3 separate regions of the Homo sapiens genome follow, and all the other regions are linked to region 1. The links are chromatin loops, found by intact Hi-C in ENCODE. Cell type or tissue: GM12878. All regions are shown on one strand.

Region 1 (8,000 bases):
CATGAATCCTGGGGTCATGTTCTAAGGAGGCTCTGGCAATGATTTAATCATAGTAGCAGTCCTATTCGTTGAGCACCACTTTCATTTTCTCGTTTAATTTTTTTTTTTCTAGATGGAGTCTTGCTCTTTCGCCTAGGCTGGAGTGCGGTGGGATGATCTCAGCTCACTGCAACCTCTACCTCCTGAGTTCAAATGTTTCTCCTGCCTCGGCCTCCCGAGTAGCTGGGATTACAGGCTGGCACCACCATGCCTGGCTAATTGTCTTGCTTTTTTTTTTTTTAAGTAGAGATGGGGTTTTGCCACGTTGGTTAGGCTGGTCTGGAACTCCTGACCTCAGGTGATCGCCCGCCTTGGCCTCCCGAAGTGCTGGGATTACTGGCGTAAGCCACTGCGCCTGGCCTTCTCCTTTAATCCTTATAACAATGCTGCAAAGGAGTCCATTCCATGGAGGAGGAAGTCGGGGCTAATAGAGGCTAAATTACTTGCCCAAGGTCACCTGGCTCCTAAGTACAGCACCAATGAGCCCAGTCTTCTCCACTGCAATTGCTCTGTAATGGCTGTTCCCATTCATGCTACACATTAATCACTCCCTATGGAAATCATGTCAGAATTAATTGAAAGCCAAGGGCACTGGGAGAAAAGGGAGGCCTGGATTTTGTGGAGCCCTGATTTGGAATGATAATACACATAAGTACAGGGAAATGGATGTGTGGAGTAAGTGCTGGGGAAACTTACCCATTCCAGCAGAAGCATTTAGCATCTTACATTCTTTTGCACAATCTTTTCTTCTCTATGGTATCACTGAGGATTTGTTGCCTATAAAAATGTGAGGGAAATTAATTAAAAGTATTTATTTTGCCCCAATTAGAGATGAACTATGGGGGGCTCTAGCAGAGAATAGCAAAGACCCCTGTGGAACTATGAGATCCCTGTAAATATTCTGAGATGCAACTACATAGCTTCAGACCCTGGAATGGGAGGGAAACCCCTGCATAGGGAGCAGTAAATTACCAACTTCTCCAGTAAATGAGAAAGTGACTCTGCTGGCCACTGGGAGCGGGGCTGCAGAAGCCCTATGAGGTTTTCTGGAGGAATCCTGCTTCCGTTCCTTCCCATTTCCCAGGTTTGGCTCAACACCGTGATCCATGGTTACTGCGACCCTCAGGAAATTGCTGCTGTGGGAGCCTCCTCTTTTCCCAATCTACCATGCATACTCTTATTAGTCTTCAGACAATAATAATAATAATAATAATAATAATTATTATTATTATTATTATTATTTTGATGGAGTCTCGCTCTGTCGCCCAGGCTGGAGTGCAGTGCGCGATCTCGGCTCACTGCAAGCTCCGCCTCCCGGGTTCATGCCAATCTCCTGCCTCAGCCTCCCCAGTAGCTGGGACTACAGGCGCCTGCCACCATGCCCGGCTAATTTTTGTGTTTTTAGTAGAGACGGGGTTTCACCGTGTTAGCCAGGATGGTCTCCATCTCCTGACCTCGTGATCCGCCCGCCTCGGTCCCCCAAAGTGCTGGGATTACAGGCGTGAGCCACCGCGCCCGGCCTCAAAAATTAATTTTGAAAATAATGATATAATCTTTAAAAGAATTGTATTTCCAGTGGGCAGCACTCGCTTGATACAGAGCAGCAGGGCCATGTAACCTGGCTTCTAAATCATCACCTCTTTGGGTCCGCACGTATTTTTTATTTTTTATTTTTCATGCTTCAAATGCACCTTTGCAGAAGGAGATGAACTGGGGGACATGTTAGCGCCTCCACGGGCCTGCTGAGCTCTGTTGGCTGCGTGTGCTAAAAATAACTGGAGAGGTTAAAAAAATGTTGAAGCAGATTTAGGGGCTCTTCTGGAAAATGAAACACAGAAGCTGGGCCCTGGGTGGTTCTATTTAAAGCCGATCATCATCTCATCCATTCCTGTGGATTTACATGCGAAGACTCTACTCCCCAGCGGCTGGCTGAGGGAAGGAGGGTCTGATCTGCGTTAGGACTCACCTCCTCCCACGACCCTCTGCAAAGCAGCAGCTGTCCAGAGAAAAAGGAGTGCGCTGGGTCTGGCAAGCAGCTCAGTTCTTTCCTTCCACAATTGTCCCTTTGAATTGAGGAAAGCGAAAATAAAGTTTTCAAGGCCAATTTCACAATTTCATCTTCTGTGAAAAGCAAAATCAACGAGGCTATGAAAAATTACAAGCAGTTAAAACACTTTCATGTCGTCTTTCCCAGAGAGAGAGAGAGAGAGAAAGAGAGGAAATCAGACTGCTTTGTTCAAAGCAACGGCCAACTCAAGCCCTTTTTTTTCTTTCTTTCTTTTCCTTTTTTTTTTTTTAAACACATCTGGTCTCAATCTTTATACACCAGTGGACAAAAGCAATTAGACAGCTCTGTTTTCCACGTCATAATAATGGAAGTCATATATTTTCCATGGCTGTCTCATTTGGTTACCCAGCTCTGCAGAAATGGACTAAATGGAATTTAAAATGTGGGTCTTTTCTTGACAGTGTTGTTAGTGACCTGAGGGATAAGTGCTCCAGCATCTTCTAGAACCACCAGAAGTGAAAGAATAGATATTGCAAGTGTAGGCAAATAAACCTCAACGTAATTTACATGCCTGTGGGACAGGCCCTTCACAATCCTGTCTTTCCAACAAGCCCGGGGGGACAGGGATGCCTTTTTAGGATGGGTTCAGATTTGGAACGATCTCTTGACAAATCTGCTAGAGGATGCTAGAGGAGCTTTCATTTAAGGTGAAACTTCCGCTTTCTCATTGTATTGGTGAGAATTCTCTTGGTTGCCAGGGAGAGTCAACCTAACCCAGCCTGAGTAAAACAGAGAATTGGTTCGTATAACTAACCATAAGAAGACGAATCTGGTCAGACTCAACTGATTCCGAGGCTTCTTGCAATGCTATCTTCTTTTCTGCTCCCTCCACCTCTCCCGAGATTAGCAACTCCAAGAAAAGGATTGGCTTGGTATCAACAGTTCCAGCAATAATTCTGTAGTTATTCTCACTAAGTCAGGTGCCCATCCTTAAAATGGCTACAGGCTTGGGTCAGTGGTCCATTCCTGAAGATGAGAGTGGGGTCTGCTCCATCAAACCACAGGACTGAGATTGGGTAGGGCCTGACTCCACGAAAGAAAATTGTGTTTCAGCTTCAAAAGAAGAAGGGATGGATGCAAGATGCCATAGCTAGCCTATGTGGGACCCTTGTGAGTTGGAAACAGGCACCCCCTCCAGGCTGATGCAGACCTATGCCCCCACTTCTTGGGGAGCAGATGGCACCTTTGACCTGCCTTCCTCTGGGCAGAAGAAAACCCACACCTAGGACAGATAGTTGAGTGAGCAGAACTAAAGGTGGATATTGACTCAATTGACTCCTTGGCAGGACAACATTGTGCTGTGTGACAGACACCTGAACACTGTAAGTGGTGGCACTGGTGGGCAGGAAAACCAACATATGTCCTCCACATCCACCCCCAACCATTCTAAAATAGATGCCTTACCCCAAGTTTTCTTGCCTGACGTGCTTAAACTGTGGCTTATTCATTAGAACGTGCACATCAGCCATTTTACAACTAAATGTTTGCTCAAACTTGGGTGTGTGATGTTAACCCATAGAGGGAGCACTGGGATGGAAAAGTCCAGACCTGGGGCCCAGGAGGCCTGGGATTGATTGCAGCTCTGTGTTTACTATGAGGGCATACTTGCTGTAGTCCTGAGGCTTTTTTAGATATCAGCTTCCTCATTTGTAGGATAAGGGGACCCTTCCCAAAATCCTTCCTTCCTACTCAAGGTCCAGATTAGAAGGAGGCCTGTGGTTTGGGGGTCTTTCTTTTCTCCCAGTTTCCCACTGTTTGTGCCAACAAGTATAATTCTACCTCCAGCCCCCTTCCCCCAGCTGGTCTCCTCAGAAGAAGTTGGTGAAGTTGGTGGTTTTACCGCATTTAGTCGGTTTTACCGCATTTAGTTGGTGGTTTTACCGCATTCACAACAAGAAGTTGTGAAGTTGCTGGTTTTACCGCATTTAGTCACATTTGATCACCTCCAGCTCCCCCTTCAGCAGGTTGTAATTTCCCTCCCAAAAGACATTGGTGATACACAAACCCCCTTTTGCCTGTTAGGCAAATTAGCACCCACTCACCAACCTGGGCCCCTGCAGAAGCTGGCTGGGGACAAACACAATGCATTTGAAAGACCTGAAAATGCAAAGCTCAGCAGTGGCTGACTTCTGTCCCGTGAGGGTCAGGCCCTCTCAGCCTGAGCAGAGGGAGGGCCATTAAACAGGGGCATCTGCAGCAGAGGAAGGGACCCTGCCCTGTAAACCCAACGTTTCCTGCTGCAGGGGGCCCCTGCCAGTGCTGAGAATAGACTTACAGGGAAGAAGTATTCTTCATCATCTTATATGCGGGCACTTAACAGCCTCTTTGCATTTGCCAACCACAAATTCTAGCGCCAAGCACAGAACCCCACACATATCCTATCTCCTCTGTTAGTCTATCAGAACCAAATTTCCTTTTAGGTCATTGTGCCTGGCCCCCGCCACTTTGGCCTGCAATAGTGAGGGCAGAGTGACTAGGTTCATCTCTGCCAGAGCTGCTGGGGGAGGGCTTGGGGACCATGTAAAATGTTCTTTGGGGTGAGTTAGTCTGCTTCTATCTTACCACTCACAGTCAAATTGGTCTTCCAAGGCCTAGAGACTCTGAGTGGGGTTAATCAATGCCTATGGGTGCCACTGGGTGCCACTAGTGGAATATTTTGGGGTCCAAACAACCAGTCATACACATAAAAAAGACCTGTTAATAATTTCTGCTTTATCATTCAGTGTCTTTGGGAGTTCAGAGCATACACAGGGAAATATAATAATGCTGATGCCTATATTTATAGAATACCATTCTGTCCTCATAGCGCTTTTATAGCGTGGATAGTTTAGTAGTTAAATGCTTGAAGTAAATCTTGACTCCTCCAAAGACTAAGAAAACTTCAGTACATTACTTAACATCCTGGAGCCTCTGTTTGCTTCTCTGTAAAATGCAAGATAATAACAGCCTTTACCTTTACAAGTCTGGGGAGAGTTAATTGCAGTGGTCTATGTTAAGCTCTCAACACATGGTCAGACATAGAATGATGGTTCAATACATGTTAGTGACTACTTTTTTTTTTTTTTTTTTTTTTTTGAGACAAAGTTTTGCTCTTGTTGCCCAGGCTGGAGTGCAGTGGCGCAATCTCAGCTCTCCAAAACCTCCACCTCCTGGGTTCAAGCGATTCTCCTGCCTCAGCCTCCCTAGTATCTGGGATTACAGGCGCCCACCACCATGCCCAGCTAATTTTTGTATTTTTAATAAGGACAGGGTTTTGCTATGTTGGCCAGGCTGGTCTTGAACTCCTGACCTCAGGTGATCTGCCCACCTCGGCCTCCCAAAGTGCTGGGATTATAGGCGTGAGCCACCACACCCAGCCATGACTACTATTATTATCCATGAACTCATTTGACTATAAGAATGACTTGTTGTGAAGTTGGTTGGACTGGGATATTTTCCTCTTCTGATAAGTGAGGAAAGTGAGATCAGAAAGTAAAAAGCAAGCATGGGGCCAGAGGAAGCGAAGGAGAGAGAGAGGGGCTCATAGGATTGGGAGATGGCTAACACGAGCAAGGAGCATCTAAGGGGACAGGCCCACCCTCTTGCCACAGCAGCTTTAAGTTTCCTACTGTATGCAAGGGAGGGGTCCTGACCTGCAGAATACTGACACCAAGATAAAGTCATTTAAATTAAACCTACTTACTGAAGGGACTGAAACTTTACAGTAAATAGAGGGGAAAAAAATAGATTAGCATTTTATTTTGAAAAAAAGGACACCTTGGCCAGGTGCGGTGGCTCACAACTGTAATCCCAGCACTTTGGGAGGCCGAGGTGGGTGGATCACCTGAGGTCAGGAGTTCAAGATCAGCCTAGCCAACATGGTGAAACCCCGTCTCAACCAAAAATACAAAAAAATTAGCCGGGCGTGGTGACGGGCACCTGTAATCCCAGCTACTAGGAAGTCTGAGGCAGGAGAATCGCTTGAACCCTGGAGGCAGAGGTTGCTGTGAGCCGAGATGGCGCCACTGCACTCCAGCCTGGGTGACAGAATGAGACTCTGTCTCAAAATAAATAAATAAATTAATTAATTTAAAAAAAGAGGACACAAAAAATTTTGAAAATAACTTCACCTTCTAACAAAGTTTAGATCATGGTTTAGGCTATGTGCTAATTATTAGAACAAAGAATCTAAACTTTTTTTTCTGACAAAATTGAATGGTATCCTTCACTTCATTTTTGACTTTTATTTCACATTCATAAAGAAGGTCATTTTTTTTCCCCACAAAGGTATTTGACAGCCTTATCAATTTTTAAAGGAGTTTTCTGAACCCTTGTCATTTACATTGTCTTCTCCCCCTGGTCTATTTTCTCCTGGGTAGCTGTTATCTGGTCTCAAGGCTTTGAGCAGTCCTGCTATGTTACTTTCATGAACTCCATGAAACCCTGAGACTTTGCAAGATTTGCAAGTTCGTTTTGTGAACCAATCTGCATTGAATTTGAATGATAATTTTGGAGGTGCTACAAACCACAGAGGTGTCAATGAGATGGGTGAGAACGGCTGTGGAATAGGAAGAGACTTTATTTGTGTATAGGCTGTGTCATATTCCCTTAGCAAATAGTTTCATATTATAATAATTTTTGCTTCATAAGCAAGTCATAACTGTAGGCACTTGGGTAACAAATACTCAGATAACAACCATCCCTTGTACAGGAATGCAGCACATTTTTTTTTTAATAAACACAGATTTCTGTGGACAGAAATGTGGTTAAAAGTCTTTTCCATCAGTGGGATGGCTGAGATATCAGACAGAGCAAACAAGTAACGATAGTAACAGATTATATATAACACAATGAATAAAATAAGAAACCATAGGCCGGGCGCAGTGGCTCAAGCCTGTAATCCCAGACTTTGGGAGGCCGAGGCGGGAGGATCACGTGAGATCAGGAGTTTGAGACCAGCCTGGCCAACATGGTGAAACCCCATCTCCACTAAAAATACAAAAATTAGCCGGGTGTGGTGCTGCGCACCTGTAGTCCCAGCTACTCTGGAGGCTGAGGCAGGAGAATTGCTTGAACCCAGGAGGCAGAAGTTACAGTGAGCTGAGATGGTGCCACTGCACTCCAGCCTGGGCAACAGAGCAAGACTCTGTCTCAAGAAAAAAAAAAGAGAAAAGAAAAGAAAAAAAAAGAAACCACTAGCTCATTCTGATATAAATAAAAATTCAATTAAATGTTTGATGGGGAATGAAATATTTACATAGTTTCAAGGATTTCCACAAAATACTTATGAAAGGGAAAAGAGTCACTTTGTAGCAATGAGTCTGACAGACACCACTTTATCAAGGGGTCTAAGTGAGCATCCCCCAGAATAGGATGAATGGAAACTGTACCCCACACAATAAGAAGAATCCAGCTTCACTTCTGCAATATTCCTGTCTAAATCTAAACAAGAGAAAACCAAAATTGAGGGCATTCTACATGTTTGGCCTATAGTCTTTAAAAATGTCAGAAGACACGCTGGGTGCAGTGGCTCACGCCTGTAATCCCAGCACTTTGGGAGGCCGAGGAGGGTAGTTAACTTGAGGCCAGGAGTTTGAGGCCAGCCTGGCCAACAGGGCGAAACCCCATCTCTACTAAAAATACAAAAAAATTAGCCAGGCCTGGTGGCGGGTGCCTGTAATCCCAGCTACTTGGGAGTCTGAGGCAGGAGAATGGCTTGAACCCGGAGGCGGAGGTTGCAGTGAGCCAAGATCACACCATTGCACTCCAGCCTGGGTGACAGAGCAAGATTCTGTCTAAAAAAAAAATTACTGTAATCCCAGCACTTTGGGTGGCCGGCTGAGGCAGGTGGATCACGAGGTCAGGAGTTCAAGACCAGCCTGGCCAAGATGGTGAAACCCCATCTCTACTAAAA
Region 2 (8,000 bases), 110 kb after region 1:
ACACCGTCTCCTAGTCTCAATACTTAGCGGAGTTCCATACATCTAGTATGCAAAAAATTACATTTTATTTATTGTTTAAGAAGATAAAACTTTAAAGGTTGAGTTTTAATTTTACTTAATAGATATATTTCATCTTCCATCTTTTTGCTCAGATCTGATGTTTTTAAAGAAAAAAAACAGGGAAGAATAAGGAAAGAAGTATTAAGTTAGTAAGAGAACATGTTCCTTTCTGGAATCTGTCAAATGATAAAATATATTAGAATGAACTATTTTGAACCTACACAGGTGGCCATTTCATATATTTAATATTTCATCACATAGCTATGGCTTGATTTCTGTAAACGCAAGATGTTGAATTGCTAATTGTAATATGTTTAGCTCAGTTCCTAAATCCTGGGCTGGGGAACCTCACAGGGCAGATGAGTTGGGCCTCTTTATGGCTGACAAAAAGAATGTTCCCTCCCAGCATTCTCTGGGTTGCCTCCTCTGCAGAAATGGGCAAATTCTTAGAGTATGTGAGCGACTTCATAGCTGGCCCAATTACCCTTCCTTTATTCTTAGGGAGAGAAGTTTGACAAGGAGACGAGAGTTAGAATCAAGTGGTTCTCAGTCTCAGAGGGTCTTGAGCCAGTAGGTTTCTCACATGTCTTCCTTCCTTTCTTCCCTTCCTTCCTTCCTTCCTTCCTTCCTTCCTTCCTTCCTTCCTTCCTTCCTTCCATCCATCCTTCTTCTCTCCCTCCCTCTCTCCCTTCCTCTCTCTCTTTCTTTCTTCTTCTTCTTCTCTTCTTTTTTTCTGAGTCTCACTCTGTCACCCATACTGGGGTGTGGTGGAGACATCATGGCTCACTGCAGCCTCAAACTCCCGGGCTCAGGTAATCCTCCAACCTCAGCCTCCCAAGTAGCTGGGACCACAGACCCGTACCACCACATCCAGCTATTTTTTTTCTATTTTTTTTTTGTAGAGATGGGGTTGGCCACATTGCCCAGGCTGGTTGCAAACTCCTGGGCTCAAGTGATTCACCTGCCTTGATCTCCCAAAATGCTAGGCATGAGCCGCTGCAACCAGCACAAGTGTCTTCTTGTTAATCACAGGTGGAGACCTGAGGTTTGTACAAGCTGTACTTGAAAAGTAGTTGGAACAGAGAACACTTTGCCAATATGCCTTTTTGAGAGGAGCCAGGAGATCATTTCTCACACCTATCTTATCTACACTAATCTTGCAAATGTCACCTAGGGTGTGTGCCAAGGCAGAGGAGACTGGGACAGGCCTGAACTTACATAGTATTAGAGTTTTCTGTCTGTTTTCTATTCATTATTCCTACTTTCAACTTGGGGAATTGAGACGTGAAGAGGTTAATTGCCTTTGTCTGAGGCCACAAACACCTGAGGGATAGTTCTTGAGCCCCAAACTCTGGCTGCGAGCCCTCCTCTTTCCACCAGCCCACCCTCCACCTCACTGAGTCAGCTTGGCCACAAACGGGTGGACTCTGGCTGTGTGCCGTGACCACCTGTCCATAGCTGGGGCTGTCCACCTGCTTTTCAGACCGTCCCTGCCTGAACCTCCCCTTTCTCCTTTTGCTAATGGCCTTAGCATGTAGTGAAGAGTGGATAGCTGTTCCATAGGGGCTCTTTTGCTCACCTCTTTCTGCATTTCCCCATCTGATGGGATAAACAGGCAGTTGGCAGTTAGGCAGACCTAGATTTTAATTCCAAATCTGCTACCTACCAGCTGTGTATCCCTGGGAACCTCTTCATGTCTCAGTTTTTTCCTTAGTACAAATGAAGCTATAATATCTCCTTAGAGTTGTTGTGATGATTAAAGAAGTGGATGGAGGTGAGTTGCTGGTACATGATGAAGAGTAATAAATGTTTTTTTCCCATTCACCTCTTCCGAATACTTATATTGCTTTTCCATGCACCAAAGGGAAGTCTGTAGCTGTACAGTATTAGTTACATTTTTAGACAATTCTAAATAGTAAAAGCTTCATTAATTTGCATTCCATTCAGCTTTGGTAGAAATTCAGCCAGGAATGCCTTCTTGTTGTGTTCATAAAGAAAGGGTTTGCTAAGCTAAGGTGTGTTAGTCAGAAAAGGCTAGGCTTGTGCTGCAGTAACAACCAGCCCCAAATCACAGAAAAGGTTACTTCTCTTGGGCATGAAGTCCACGGCAGGCCAGTGCTTTCCAAGGTGGCTGCTTCCATCTGGTGGCTCAGCGGCCCTACCTGTTTCCACCCAGCGCTTCTACCAGCTCAGTCATGGCCCGCACTCCCCCACCTAAGGGGAAGAGAGAAACCGGAAATTTGCACATGGCCCTGCCTATGTGCAAAGGGGCTGAGACGTGTATTTTCCATCTTCCCAGGAAGAAGTAATGGGACGCAGGGTTAGGTGAACGCATAGCATTGCCCCTGCTATATAAGGGTAATCATGAGTTTAGGGAGAACACATAATTTCAAATCACATCCAAGTGGTCTAAAAATGTGCTACTTGTGTACATGGGAACTTTAAGATACTGAAAACAACCATCAGCAGGTGAATGACTTGATAAACAGATTGTGGTATGTCCATACAATGGAATATTGCTTGGTAATAAGAAGGAATGAACTGCTGATACATGCAACAGCAAGGGCAAATCTCAAGGTAATTATGCTGAGTAAAAGAAGCCAAATGAAAAGGAGTCATACTGCATGATTCCATTTGTGTAAAATACTAGAAAATGCAAACGAATCCATAGTGACAAAAGTAGATCAATGCTTTCCTAGAAACAGGGATGGAAGAAGGGATGGATTACAAAAGGGCACCAGGAAACTTTTGGGGGTAATGAAAATGCTATCCTGCCAACCGTGGTGGCTCACACTTGTAATCCCAGCACTTTGGGAAGCCGAGGCGGGTGGATCACCTGAGGTCAGGAGTTCGAGACCAGCCTGACCAACATGGTGAAACCCCATCTCTACTAAATACAAAAAATTAGCTGGGTGTGGTGGCAGGCACCTGTAATTCCAGCTACTTGGGAGGCTGAGGCAGGAGAATTGCTTGAACCTGGGAGGTGGAATTTGCAGTGAGCCAAGATTGCGCCATTGCACTCCAGCCTGGGCAACAAGAGCAAAACTCCATCTCAAAAAAAAGAAAATGCTATCTTGATGTGGGAGTGATTTCATAGGGGTATGCACACACCGAAACTGACCAACTTTTACATGGAAATATGTGCAGCTTATCTACTTCAATAATAGCTCAATAAAGTTGAAAAAAATAAGATAGTGATTTGAAATATTATTCATTATTTGCCCCTGGAGAGTGTACTGGTCTCTTTTGGTATTTATTTGTATTTATTTTTCTTTCACTTTCTTTCTTCCCCCTCCCCAACCAACCCCCCGTGTTGTCCAAGGTGATCTTGAACTCCTAACCTCAAGCAATTCTCTTGCCTCAGCCTCCCAAAGTTCTAGGATTACAAGTGTAAGCCATCATGCCTGGCCTTATCTGTATTTAAAAGTAATAAAATAGAATTTCATTCATAAATTGAGTCTGTTGCCATCTCCATGCTCTCTCCTGTTTATTCCCGATTCATGGCAAAAAGACTGTTGCCCAGGGCTTTGCAATGAAGAGAAAAATCAGCTTCAAATCCAAGCTCACAACTTACTAGCTCTTTGGCCTTGGGCAATTTATTGAACTTTTCTGAGAACTGTCTGCAAGTGTGTGTCAAGTCCCTTCAGGCAGCTTGCCACAGAGCAGGTGCTCAAACCGTTGTTATCTGCCCCAGGTGTCTTGCTACCTTCCTGCCACACCATTTGGAACTTCATATTAGGGTTGCTTCTCTGGTTTTGAAATTGGTCATCTTCTCTGGTTTCCAGGCCTTGTATTAAATGCAAACAAAATTTAAGGGCTTGCCAAAAACAAAAACAAACAAACAAACAAAACTCAGTAATTAAAAAATATAGCATCGTAATCCAATCAAAATTGATATTTAAAAAATTCCACAATGAACAAGATAACAGACATTTAATAAAGGTAGCCTTAGTCCTGTCCCAAATTCCTTTTCAAACCCTTCCCCCAATTCTGCCAATTCCTCTTGATTCCAATTCCTTCATGCCTTGCTCTCAAAGAATTACTTGAAAGTCATAAGATATAACTCACGTAGTCCAGGCACATGTTGCCACGTGGCTATTTTTTATTTTTGTAGACATGAGGTCTTCCTATGTTGCCCAGGCTGGTCTTGAACTCCTGGCCTCCAGCGATCATCATGCTTCGGCCTCCCAAAGTGCTAAGATTACAGACATGAGCCACCATGCTGGGCCTATTCTTTCTTAAATGTACCTTAGCTCACATTTAGTTTAAGGTTTAAAATTAGAAGTGTTTTGATCTTTATTTAGAAGTTTAATGTTTTTGTGATCAGAAACGTGCCAAGGGAACTTAACTCTTGTTTGTATCAGTTAGCCTTCAGTAAAATTGATCTGTCCTATGTCGTTCCGCTTAAAGTTGCAGTTTCCAAAGACCTATTGACAGTGTCAACTGAGGACTTACCCTCCAATGAAGACAAGAGGGAGGTCAGCTTTCTCAGGAAGCAGCCCTGGTGGCTCATTTGGCTTTTTCCACTTACCTTTCTGCTTCTCCCCTCCTTTAAAGACAGCATTTGTAACCTCCTTTGCATAACTGAATCTTCTAGAGTTTACAGACCCATAAAAGAAAGCAGACAACAGGGAACCGTGTGAAATGAAGCTGCTTAGGAAAGTCACTGTGAGCTTTGGAGGTGGAGGACTTGGTGGATTAGAAACTGAAACTGAACGTTTGAAATTATAAATAACACTCAGGTGCTTGCTTTTTATTTTAAGAAACTTGAACATTTTCATTGCTGGGGGAAAAGGTCAGTGAGGTTTTCCTTGGCCCTCTTCTTTCTACACATCTTGAAAAGTAATCTCTGAAGTAGGACTTCTAGTTAAATCCCTATAGATTTATTTTTCCCCATCAAGGGACGGTGTTCTAAAAACTTAGCAACAATAAGCAAAATTTCTTTGGGCAGAAGTAAAAATTCTAGACACACAAGCAGTATCATACAAACACAGATGGAGAAATTTAATAAATGAGAGTATCTTAAAGATTGGTTCCATTGTATTAGATAGAAATTTTAAGATACTTAAGTTTGGGTTTTAATTCCTAATCTCTGGACAAGTTGCAAATTTTAATTTTAATTTTAATTATTAGATTTTTTAAAATTATACTTTAAGTTCTAGGTTACATGTGCACAACGTGCGGGTTTGTTACATATGTATACATGTGCCATGTTGGTGTGCTGCACCCGTTAACTCACCATTTACATTAGGTGTATCTCCTAGTGCTATCCCTCCTCCCTCTCCCCACCCCACTACAGGCCCCAGTGTGTGATGTTCCCCACCCCGTGTCCAAGTGTTCTCATTGTTCAATTCCCACCTATGAGTGAGAACATGCGGTGTTTGGTTTTCTGTCCTTGCAATAGTTTGCTCAGAATGATGGTTTCCAGCTTCATCCATGTCCCTACAAAGGACATGAACTCATCATTTTTTATGGCTGCATAATATTCCATGGTGTATATGTGCCACATTTTCTTAATCCAGTCCATCCCTGATGGACATTTGGGTTGGTTCCAAGTCTTTGCTATTGTGAATAGTGCCGCAATAAACATACGTGTGCATGTGTCTTTATAGCAGCAGGATTTATAATCCTCTGGGTATATGCCCAGTAATGGGATTGCTGGGTCAAATGGTATTTCTAGTTCTAGATCCTTGAGGAATCGCCACACTGACTTCCACAATGGTTGAACTAGTTTACAGTCCCACCAACAGTGTAAAAGCATTCCTATTTCTTCACATCCTCTCCAGCATCTGTTGTTTCCTGACTTTTTAATGATCGCCATTCTAACTGGTGTGAGATGGTATCTCATTGTGGTTTTGATTTGCATTTCTCTGATGGCCAGTGACGATGAGCATTTTTTCATGTGTCTGTTGGCTGCATAAATGTCTTCTTTTGAGAAGTGTCTTTTCATATACTTCACCCACTTTTTGATGGGGTTGTTTGATTTTTTCTTGTAAATTTGTTTAAGTTCTTTGTAGATTCTGGATTGGATATTAGACCTTTTTCAGATGGGTAGATTGCAAAAATTTTCTCCCATTCTGTAGGTTGCCTGTTCACTCTGATGGTAGTTTCTTTTGCTGTGCAGAAGCTCTTTAGTTTAATTAGACCCCATTTGTCAATTTTGGCTTCTGTTGCCATTGCTTTTGGTGTTTTAGTCATGAAGTCCTTGCCCGTCCCTATGTCCTGAATGGTATTGCCTAGGTTTTCTTCTAGGGTTTTTATGGTTTTAGGTCTAACACTTAAGTCTTTAATCCATCTTGAATTAATTTTTGTATAAGATGTAAGTTTCAGCTTTCTCCATATGGCTAGCCAGTTTTCCCAGCACCATTTATTAAATAGGGAATCCTTTCCCTATTGCTTGTTTTTGTTAGGTTTGTCAAAGATCAGATGGTTGTAGATGTGTGGTATTATTTCTGGGGACTCTATTCTGTTCCATTGGTCTATATCTCTGTTTTGGTACCAGTACCATGCTGTTTTGGTTACTGTAGGCTTGTAGGATAGTTTGAAGTCAGGCAGTGTGATGCCTCCAGATTTGTTCTTTTGGCTTAGGATTGTCTGGGCAATGTGGGCTCTTTTTTGGTTCCATATGAACTTTAAAGTAGTTTTTTCCAGTTCTGTGAAGAAAGTCATTGGTAGCTTGATAGTGACGGTATTGAATCTTATATTACCTTGGGCAGTATGGCCATTTTCATGATATTGATTCTTCCTATCCATGAGTATGGAATGTTCTTCCATTTGTTTGTGTCCTCTTTTATTTTGTTGAGCAGTGGTTTGTAGTTCTCCTTGAAGAGGTTCTTCATATCCCTTGTAAGTTGGATTCCTAGGTATTTTATTCTCTTTGAAGCAACTGTGAATGGGAGTTCACTCATGATTTGGCTCTCTGTTTGTCTGTTATTGGTGTATAGGAAGGCTTGTGATTTTTGCACATTGATTTTGTATCCTGAGACTTTGCTGAAGTTGCTTATCAGCTTAAGGAGATTTTTTTTTTTTTTGTAGAGATGGGGTCTCGCTATGTTGCCCAGGCTAGTCTTGAAGTTCTGGGCTCAAGTGATCCTCCCAGCCTCCCACAGTCCTGGGATTACAGGTGTGAGCCAGTGCTCCAGCTAACATTTATTTTAAAAACAAAATCAGCATGTTTTTTCTCCAGGAGAGGGCCACATGCAGAAGCTGCCCTTCCCCTAAGCAGTGGTGCCCCTAGGGCTTGTCAATGCCGGTGGAGGGACAGCAGGCAAAATGGCCTAGCCCGACAGGGAGGGGTTGGGGAGGACAGACTCAGAACACTCTGGAGAAAACGGAAGCTTGCAGAGTGGTGATGTGGAGACGCCAGGCTTCTCTTACTGCCTGGTCCCCAGCCCACCCTACATCAACTCATAGGAAGCACAAGATGGTTTGTGAATCACTGAAGGGTCATGAGTAACTAGAGGGTATTGCTTCAAAGGAGAAAAGTATTTAAACAGGATGCTTCATATGACTGTTCCCAGAGTGCAAAGGAAAAAGGAAAAACATCAAACTCTTCAGCAAGGTTCCCACACGGGTAGGGGCTGGTTTATGGCTTTGTTTTGCTGTCTTGAGTTCACCCTTGTTTTCATCTCTTTATTTGTCCAGTGTGCAAAATCTTCACACTTCCACCTCCTTAGGAAGGGAGGCAAACCTCGCCCACCCCTTCAGCAGTTGGTCTTGCTTCAACCTGGCAGGCACAGAACAAGTAACCTTCAGCAATCCTTTCCCCGCAGTCTGAATTAGTTGGTGTGGAACACTCCAGGGAGGGCTTTGGCACCTCAGGTCACATGTGTGTTTTCTCTGTTAAGTAGGTCAGTCATGCCTCTTTATTCTTTCTGGATTTCATTGCATGGCTCAGCTGTGAGCAAGATCTACATCATCATATAAATCTAAATAATACA
Region 3 (8,000 bases), 110 kb before region 1:
CTTACTCCCAGACATTAAAAAACAAAAGTTAAACTAAGAATTTTAAATAGGCCTCTCCCTCTCCCTCTCCCCCTCCCCCTCCCCTCTTTCCACGGTCTCCCTCTGATGCCGAGCCGAAGCTGGACTGTACTGCTGCCATCTCGGCTCACTGCAACCTCCCTGCCTGATTCTCCTGCCTCAGCCTGCCGAGTGCCTGTGATTGCAGGCGCGCGCCGCCACGCCTGACTGGTTTTCGTATTTTTTTGGTGGAGACGGGGTTTCGCTGTGTTGGCCGGGCTGGTCTCCAGCTCCTAACAGCGAGTGATTTGTCAGCCTCGGCCTCCCGAGGTGCCGGGATTGCAGACGGAGTCTGGTTCACTCAGTGCTCAATGGTGCCCAGGCTGGAGCGCAGTGGCGTGATCTCGGCCGGCTACAACCTCCACCTCCCACCCGCCTGCCTTGGCCTCCCAAAGTGCCGAGATTGCAGCCTCTGCCCAGCCGCCACCCTGTCTGGGAAGTGAGGAGCGTCTCTGCCTGGCCGCCCATCGTCTGGGACGTGAGGAGCCCCTCTGCCTGGCTGCCCAGTCTGGAAAGTGAGGAGCGTCTCTGCCCCGCCGCCATCCCATCTAGGAAGTGAGGAGCGCCTCTTCCCGGCCGCCATCCCATCTAGGAAGTGAGGAGTGTCTCTGCCCGGCCGCCCATCATCTGAGATGTGGGGAGCGCCTTTGCCCCGCCGCCCCGTCTGGGATGTGAGGAGCACCTCTACCCGGCCGCGACCCCGTCTGGGAGGTGAGGAGTGTCTCTGCCCGGCCGCCCCATCTGAGAAGCGAGGAGACCCTCCGCCTGGCAACCGCCCCGTCTGAGAAGTGAGGAGCCTCTCTGCCCGGCAGCCACCCCGTCTGGGAAGTGAGGAGCGTCTCCGCCCGGCAGCCACCCCGTCCGAGAGGGAGGTGGGGGTCAGCCCCCGCCAGGCCAGCCGCCCCGTCCGGGAGGTGAGGGGCGCCTCTGCCCTGCCGCCCCTACTGAGAAGTGAGGAGCTCCTCTGCCCGGCCAGCCGCCCTGTCCGGGAGGGAGGTGTGGGGGGGTCAGCCCCCCGCCCGGCCAGCCGCCCCGTCCGGGAGGTGAGGGGCGCCTCTGCCCTGCCGCCCCTACTGAGAAGTGAGGAGCTCCTCTGCCCGGCCAGCCGCCCAGTCCGGGAGGTGAGGGGCGCCTCTGCCCGGCCGCCCCTACTGGGAAGTGAGGAGCCCCTCTGCCCGGCCACCACCCCGTCTGGGAGGTGTACCCAACAGCTCATTGAGAACGGGCCATGATGACAATGGCGGTTTTGTGGAATAGAAAGAGGGGAAAGGCGGGGAAAAGATTGAGAAATCGGATGGTTGCCGTGTCTGTGTAGAAAGAGGTAGACATGGGACACTTTTCATTTTGTTCTGTACTAAGAAAAATTCTTCTGCCTTGGGATCCTGTTGATCTGTGACCTTACCCCCAACCCTGTGCCCTCTGAAACATGTGCTGTGTCCACTCAGGGTTAAATGGATTAAGGGCGGTGCAAGATGTGCTTTGTTAAACAGATGCTTGAAGGCAGCATGCTCGTTAAGAATCATCACCACTCCCTAATCTCAAGTACCCAGGGACACAAACACTGCGGAAGGCCGCAGGGTCCTCTGCCTAGGAAAACCAGAGACCTTTGTTCACTTGTTTATCTGCTGACCTTCCCTCCACTATTGTCCTATGACCCTGCCAAATACCCCTCTGCGAGAAACACCCAAGAATGATCAATAAAATAAAATAAAATAAAAAAAGAATTTTAAATAGGAACTTGAAGAAAATATAAGTGAACAGTTTTATAGTTTTGGAAATAAGAGAAGCCACTTGAACTCCTGAGCTCACTGATAAACTATAGCAGAAGCTGTCAGTGCCTCACCAACACATCCCTTAGGATTCTGGTGTGCTGTGGCCAAGTTCTAGCTACCCCTATCTGCGCCTCTGTGCTTAAAGCTGCTCTGCCCATAGCAATAGGCAGAAATACAGGTAAATTAACTCCCTGTGGCAGTTTTACAACACCGTCCACAGATTGTTTGAAACTGCTCAAAGAGGCAGAGTCTAATTCCCCTCCCTCTGAATATGGGCTGGTGATATTTAAGTCTAAAGTGATATAAGTGTGACTTCACAACTGGCTCCTTTTTTTAAAAAAAGGAGCTATGGTCCCCCCGGCCCCCCATCTCATCCTGCAGCTGTCTGTCTCTCCCTTTCTATGTGCCTTGGAAACTCTAAACATCACATAAGAAGCCTAGTACTGCAGAGACCGTGTGAAGAGACCACATCAAGAATGAGAATTAGCCAAGAAGCCCAAGGTGTTACAGCCCTCAGCTGTGGGCCTTCCCAGCCCAGGTGGAAAACCAGACATGTAAAAGTGAGGAAGGCTTCACATGACTCCAGTCCTAGCCCCTGTAACTGCATTAGAAAGCTTCAGTAGGAACCAACCAGCTGAGCCCAGCCCCAAACTCTATATCTATGAAAGATTATAATCATAATAAAAAATAGTGGTTTTTGTTTAGAATATTTTGTTATGTAGCAATAAATAACTGGAACACTCCCCCCAAGAGCAGCCCTCAATGAATAACTGATAATTTGGGCGGGATCATTCTGAGGCAAGTGTTCTGCCCAATTTCCCAGTTTCCACACAGGCAATTTTCCCTGTGGGGTTTGGCTTAATAAGACATCTTTTTTTTTTTTTTTTTTTTTTTTTTTTGACACAGGGTCTCACTATATTGCCTGGGCTGGTCTCGAACCCCTGAGCTCAAGCAATCTCCGACTGCCTCAGCCTCCCAAAGTGCTGGGATTATAGGCATGAGCCACTAAGCCCAGATGAGACATCTTTTATTGACTATCTTTTCTTCCTTAGCTTCCCTTTGTTCTTTGTACCTGGAAATAAACTACTTGTATTTGAACTCTCATCTCACAAGTCACCTTGGGGTGAGGGGGCAGGCAGGAGTGCAGGAATGACCAAAACTGAGACATCACTGAAGTTAACACACACACACACACACACACACAGGAAAAGACCAACAGATCTGACTACATAAAAATTGAAAATCCTTAAAAAAAAAAAAAAAAAAAAAAAAGGATACCATAAAGTTTATAAAAAGGTTGGAGGGGGTATTTTCAGTTCATGATTAAGGGCTAATATCTTGACTAATTTAAATAATAATAATGGATAAAGTACACAGGCAGTTCTCAAAAGTGGAAAATAAACATATGGCAAATAAACAGATGCACAATCTTACTTAGACTCAAAGAAATACAAGTTAAACACTCTGGTACTTTTACCTATCAGAATGGCAAAAATTTCCAGTAAACACTTTGATATAGAAATTCTGCTTCTTGGAACTTACCCTAAGGAAATAACTGGACACGTGCATGTGACTATAGTATAAGGATATTTTGGAGACTCTTACTTATATATGATGAAAAAAATTTGGAATGAGCTAACTTACTGACAGGAGATAGGTTCATTGGAGTACAACCATATGACAGTATACTGTACAGCTCTTAAATAAGAATGAGGTATACATACTAAGCAAGGAAAGAAATCCAGAAGGATTGAAAGAAACAAGTTCCACAACAGTATGCAAAACAAACATTTTTGTAAGATATAAATATACCCGAACTTAATAGTGGTTATACTTGCAGGATGAGATGCAGGGGATTTTCTCCTTCAAACAGATTCCAATTATTGAGATTAAAAAAAAAAAACAACACTGTGTTTACTTCCCAATTTCTATTCTGAAGGACAAAATAAAGGTAGAAGAGATGGAATCTAATCTACCTATTAATGTAGAAAGTAAAGTAATAAGAGAAAGTAAAAGTGGCCAGGCATGGTGACTCATGGCTATAATCCCAGCACTTTGGGAGGCTGAGGCAGGCGGATCACAAGGTCAGGAGATCGAGACCAGCCTGGCCAATATGGTGAAACCCCATCTCTAATAAAAATTCAAAAATTAGCCGGGTGTGTTAGTGGGCGCCTGTAGTCCCAGCTACTCAGGAGGCTGAGGCAGGAGAATAGCTTGAACCCAGGAGGTGGGGGTTGCAGTGAGTGAGATCGTGTCACTGCACTCCAGCCTAAGCAACAGAGGGAGACTCCATCTAAAAATAAATAAATAAATAAAAATAAAAAATAAAAGTAACTATGGTCACCCTAGGGTAAGCAGCGTTTCTGAGTAGAAAGCCAATGCTTTAAGGACTTGGAAAGGTGGGGGGGATACTAAGTCTGGGCTATCAATAATTCTTACTCCAGGCATTCGAATGTATGTTTCATTTAAGCCCAGTTTTCACAGTTATTTTTACAACAAAGTTGCTTAGGAACTGAGGGGAGATCTTTTGACTTATTTTCCTGCTTCATTCCAAACATGTTTTCAATAGTGACCCACTGATATGCTACATCTTTGGGTAAAAAATATCTAGAACACTCATTCATAGGAAATATTTATGACTGCTGCCATTCCCATCTATAGCCCAATGAAAATCATCAGTGACTACAAGGGGTTTGGGTCTCCTGTGGCTCTGTGGTCACATTGAAGGACAGATTTTGGCCTTATGATAAAAGCTTCCACTGACATTTTATTGGAAAATTTGGAAATACTCAGACTAAATGGATACTATCTCACTGTTCTGCCTTCTCTGCTCCCTCCTCTCTATTCAATTCAGGTGCTCTTTCCTACCCTCTTCCTTCTCCTTTGCTCTCAGACATGGGACTGACATACTGAATCTCTAAGAGACTACAAAACCTGCACCAGTATAAATGAAAGGGCTCAAGTGTACTCCAACAGCAGGATGCAAATCTGATTTTGAAATGAGACAGGGGGACCGGAGAGCCCACACAGGAGAAACTTTTGCCAAAAGAGGGTGCTCTTTCTCCCTTCTTTAATGTAGAAATACCAACTGTTATCTAAGATAATTATTTGTCAATTTATCTAAACAGTCAAAACACATGGAAGATTTGAAATGGGTGAATTTAATTGTGTATAAATTACACCTCAACAAAGTTGATGATAATTTATCCAAATATAAGCAAAACCAAAGTTTGAACTCAATTCTCCAGAATTTATTACATACAGGTTTGTTCTGACCTACTATTTGTACATCTAAAGTATCACTCCAAGAACCAACATAAATCAAAGACAGAAAAGTACCCTAACACAATTGCAGAGAAATATATAATTTTCAAAGTTCCTTCACAAACTTTGACTTCTTTTGATCTTTGCCTAGAATCTTTGAATCAGGAAAGGTAACATTTATCCATTTTAAAGATGAGGAAAATAAAATACATAAAATATAAAAAAGACAAGAAGAAAGTAATACAAAATAAAGAAATACATTTAAAAACAAACAAAGAGAAAAAAAAAAAAGATGAGGAGAAGGATTCAGGATTAAGTGATTTGTTTGTACAAAGTCAGAAAGCCTGGAAGTCAGTTCTGGCTAATGGCAATCCAGGTTTTCTTAAGGTGATATATTTTTACTACACCCATGAAGCTTAAAATAAAGTTACCTGTCTTTGGACTCAACACAAAAGTTGTTTAATCACAATTACTGGTCTGCCTTTCCTACCTTATTATTTCATTTCTCTTTCACATTTGGATGGAAGCCAGGATTAAATAAGAACAAGAAAATCTTGTGATCTGCCAAAAGGTGTTATTTAAATTTCTTAATACCAAAAATTAAATCACTTTATTTGCAGAAATCAATTAGGTGAAAATAAAAGCATACCACACACAGTACTTAGTGTGGAGAGGAATTTCGATAATAATGTGACAACTCCAAAAATGCAGAGAATCCCCCACCTTAATGAAAACCAAAGACATTTTGGGGAAACAAGCATCAGTTCAATTACAGTCCAAACGTTATGCCCCTAAGCTGCAAAGAGAACAAGAAAGATGCACAATTCTTTTTTCCCCCTAGAGCTAAAAAAAAGCAGGTATAGAACATGAGACCTACTTTCTCCAGCTCAGAAGTTAGGTTGGTCCCACAGTCCAGGAATTCAGATCCACTTCACTCTATTCCATTCTAGTTCACAGTGGCACTGGGAGGTCCAGCAGTCATTAGAATGACCTGCACTGAAATGTGAGGTCAACCCCTGCCTGAGGATACAATATCACCCACTGCTCAATGCTCTGTGAAGCTGAGGCCTCTGCAACTTCTTTGTTCCCTCCCTCTCCACTGCAGGATCCACAACTCAGAACTACCAGGAAATAACAGGGTCAGGAGGTGAGGAGAGCTATTTACTGCACTTGGGGGAATCACTGGCTTCTTTCTTGGCCCCGGCTGGCCTGGAGAGACAAGAGGAAGGCTGTTTATATTTGCATAGGGCTGAGAGACTGAATGAGTGAGGTTATGCCCTGCATGTCAAATACAGGGCTGGGCTTGGAGGGGAGGGTCTGGTTGCTTTCTCATTGCCAACTCTTTCACCCAGGCGAATCCTTGGTCCTGCTGTCTACACACACCCTTCTAGCTGAGCAGTAGACAATAGCTTTCAAAAGGCTAGATGCTGCAGCAGCAGCAGCAGCTAAAGAGGCCCACAGATGGAGGGCTGATGTGGGACATTTCACAGCTACCTAAACGTAACAAGCCTAGAATGACTGGTAAGCAAATACTGGTGGCCACTGGTCAGGCACGAAACTGGCTTGTAAGTTAACAGACGGCAGAGTCATATGCTACTTCATGTTGGTATCAGTTGGTTTCTAAAATGATTCAAACAGTCATTTAATACCAAGAAGTCCAAAGCATTATCCCCAAACAGAGAAGGGTGCTGACTTACAAACATGTCCTATTCCAGCCAAGTGCTCACAGGTGTGAGCCAGCACTTTGGAAGTCCGAGGCAGGCAGACTGCTTGAGCCCAGGAGTTAGGGACCAGCATGGGCAACATTGTGAGACCTCATCTCTAAAAAAATACAAAACACAGCCGGGCATGGTGGCATGCACCTGTCATCGCAGTTACTCGGGAGGCTAAGGCGGGAGGATCACCTGAGCCCTAGGAAGTTGAGGCTGCAGTGAGCCGAGATTGCACCACTGCACTCCGGCCTAGGTGAGTGACAGAGTGAAACTCCATCTCAAAAAAAGGACTAAGTCTTAACTGACTGAAGAGTCTCCTGCTAGCCTTGAAGAAGCAAGCTCCTATGACATAAACTACCTAAGAAAAGGGCTAGAGAACTATGAGCGGCCTCTAGGAGTTGCCTGGGCCTCAGTCCCATAGCTGCAAGGAACTGAATTCTGTCAACAACTATGTGACCTTGTAAGAGCTACAGATGAGGACACAGGCCAGCTGACTCCTTGACTACAGCCAAGAGAGACCCTGAGCAGAGGGCTCAGCTAAGCTATGCCTGGATTCCTGACCCACAGTAACTGTGAGATACTAAATGTGTGTATTGTTTTGGGCTGCTAAATTTGCAGTAATTTGTTACACAGAAAGAGAAATCCTGACAGTCTGAAATTTATTTTCAGAAGAAGTTGAAACAGAGGGTCTCTGCACCAGTGGTCATTAACATGGATGAGGGCAGAGGTGCTGTACTGAAAAAGAGCTTATGCATGCAGGACAGTAAGACCCCAGTTTTCTTTCTCCACTCAGCTCCCAGAACACAGGCCGGCCTTCGCCCTCCAGGCAGTCTCTTCTGGGGAATATGAGCGACTCAGAGGAAAGACCTTTCTAACTAAGGAACAGATAACTGAGGAACATGGTTCTTTTCTAACATAAAAATCAAAAATCAAAACAAACTAGAAGATAGCCAACTACAGAAAACAGAAATTATAGGGAGAATTTCAAAATAAACTTATTAATATCCAGAGAGACAGAATACATTGCACTTATGAAAAAAGAATAAAGCCAAAACAAAATAACATTCAGAGGAGAAAAAGTAGCTTTTGAAAATTAAAAACAAAAGCAAGCAAACAAAAGATTTCAAAAACTCAATAAAAGATAAAGTTGAAATCTCCCAAGAAAGTAGAAGAAAGGCTGCAAATAGGAGAGAAA

What was found. Peaks named below come from ENCODE experiments on the same cell type or tissue, not always from the same donor. Only the 100,000 strongest peaks of a DNase experiment are listed, where the experiment ranks them.
Region 2: it touches region 1 in a loop (4-fold over the local background); 3 of 110 quality-filtered maps call a loop at or near these places.
Region 3: it touches region 1 in a loop (6-fold over the local background); 2 of 110 quality-filtered maps call a loop at or near these places.

The regions. Positions count from the first base shown.
Region 1 is chr3:23,757,253-23,765,252 of GRCh38, reverse strand. No RefSeq gene overlaps it. Among named protein-coding and RNA genes, the nearest start is that of UBE2E1, 45 kb to the left of the region's middle. RefSeq lists a silencer at 1,938-1,987 and enhancers at 3,733-3,852, 3,953-4,002, 3,587-4,223, 4,224-4,860, 5,373-5,542. In GM12878, CTCF peaks have their summits at 2,719, 3,621 and 4,745; DNase peaks (open chromatin) are centred at 2,812, 3,532, 4,062, 6,557 and 2 weaker places; H3K4me3 peaks cover 1,640 bases; H3K27ac peaks cover 3,010 bases.
Region 2 is chr3:23,650,515-23,658,514 of GRCh38, reverse strand. LOC105376993 (a long non-coding RNA gene) reads right to left here. Exons shown (of 3, transcript XR_940651.3): 3 at 3,531-3,847. Among named protein-coding and RNA genes, the nearest start is that of UBE2E1, 150 kb to the left of the region's middle. RefSeq lists a silencer at 3,587-3,770. In GM12878, no CTCF peak of the experiment used is centred here; DNase peaks (open chromatin) are centred at 3,778 and 4,624; H3K4me3 peaks cover 1,749 bases; H3K27ac peaks cover 2,724 bases.
Region 3 is chr3:23,864,453-23,872,452 of GRCh38, reverse strand. All of the region lies in intron 3 of UBE2E1 (ubiquitin conjugating enzyme E2 E1), which reads right to left. Among named protein-coding and RNA genes, the nearest start is that of NKIRAS1, 49 kb to the left of the region's middle. RefSeq lists an enhancer at 6,742-7,501. In GM12878, a CTCF peak has its summit at 4,856 (motif pointing right); a DNase peak (open chromatin) is centred at 6,472; H3K4me3 peaks cover 741 bases; H3K27ac peaks cover 1,555 bases.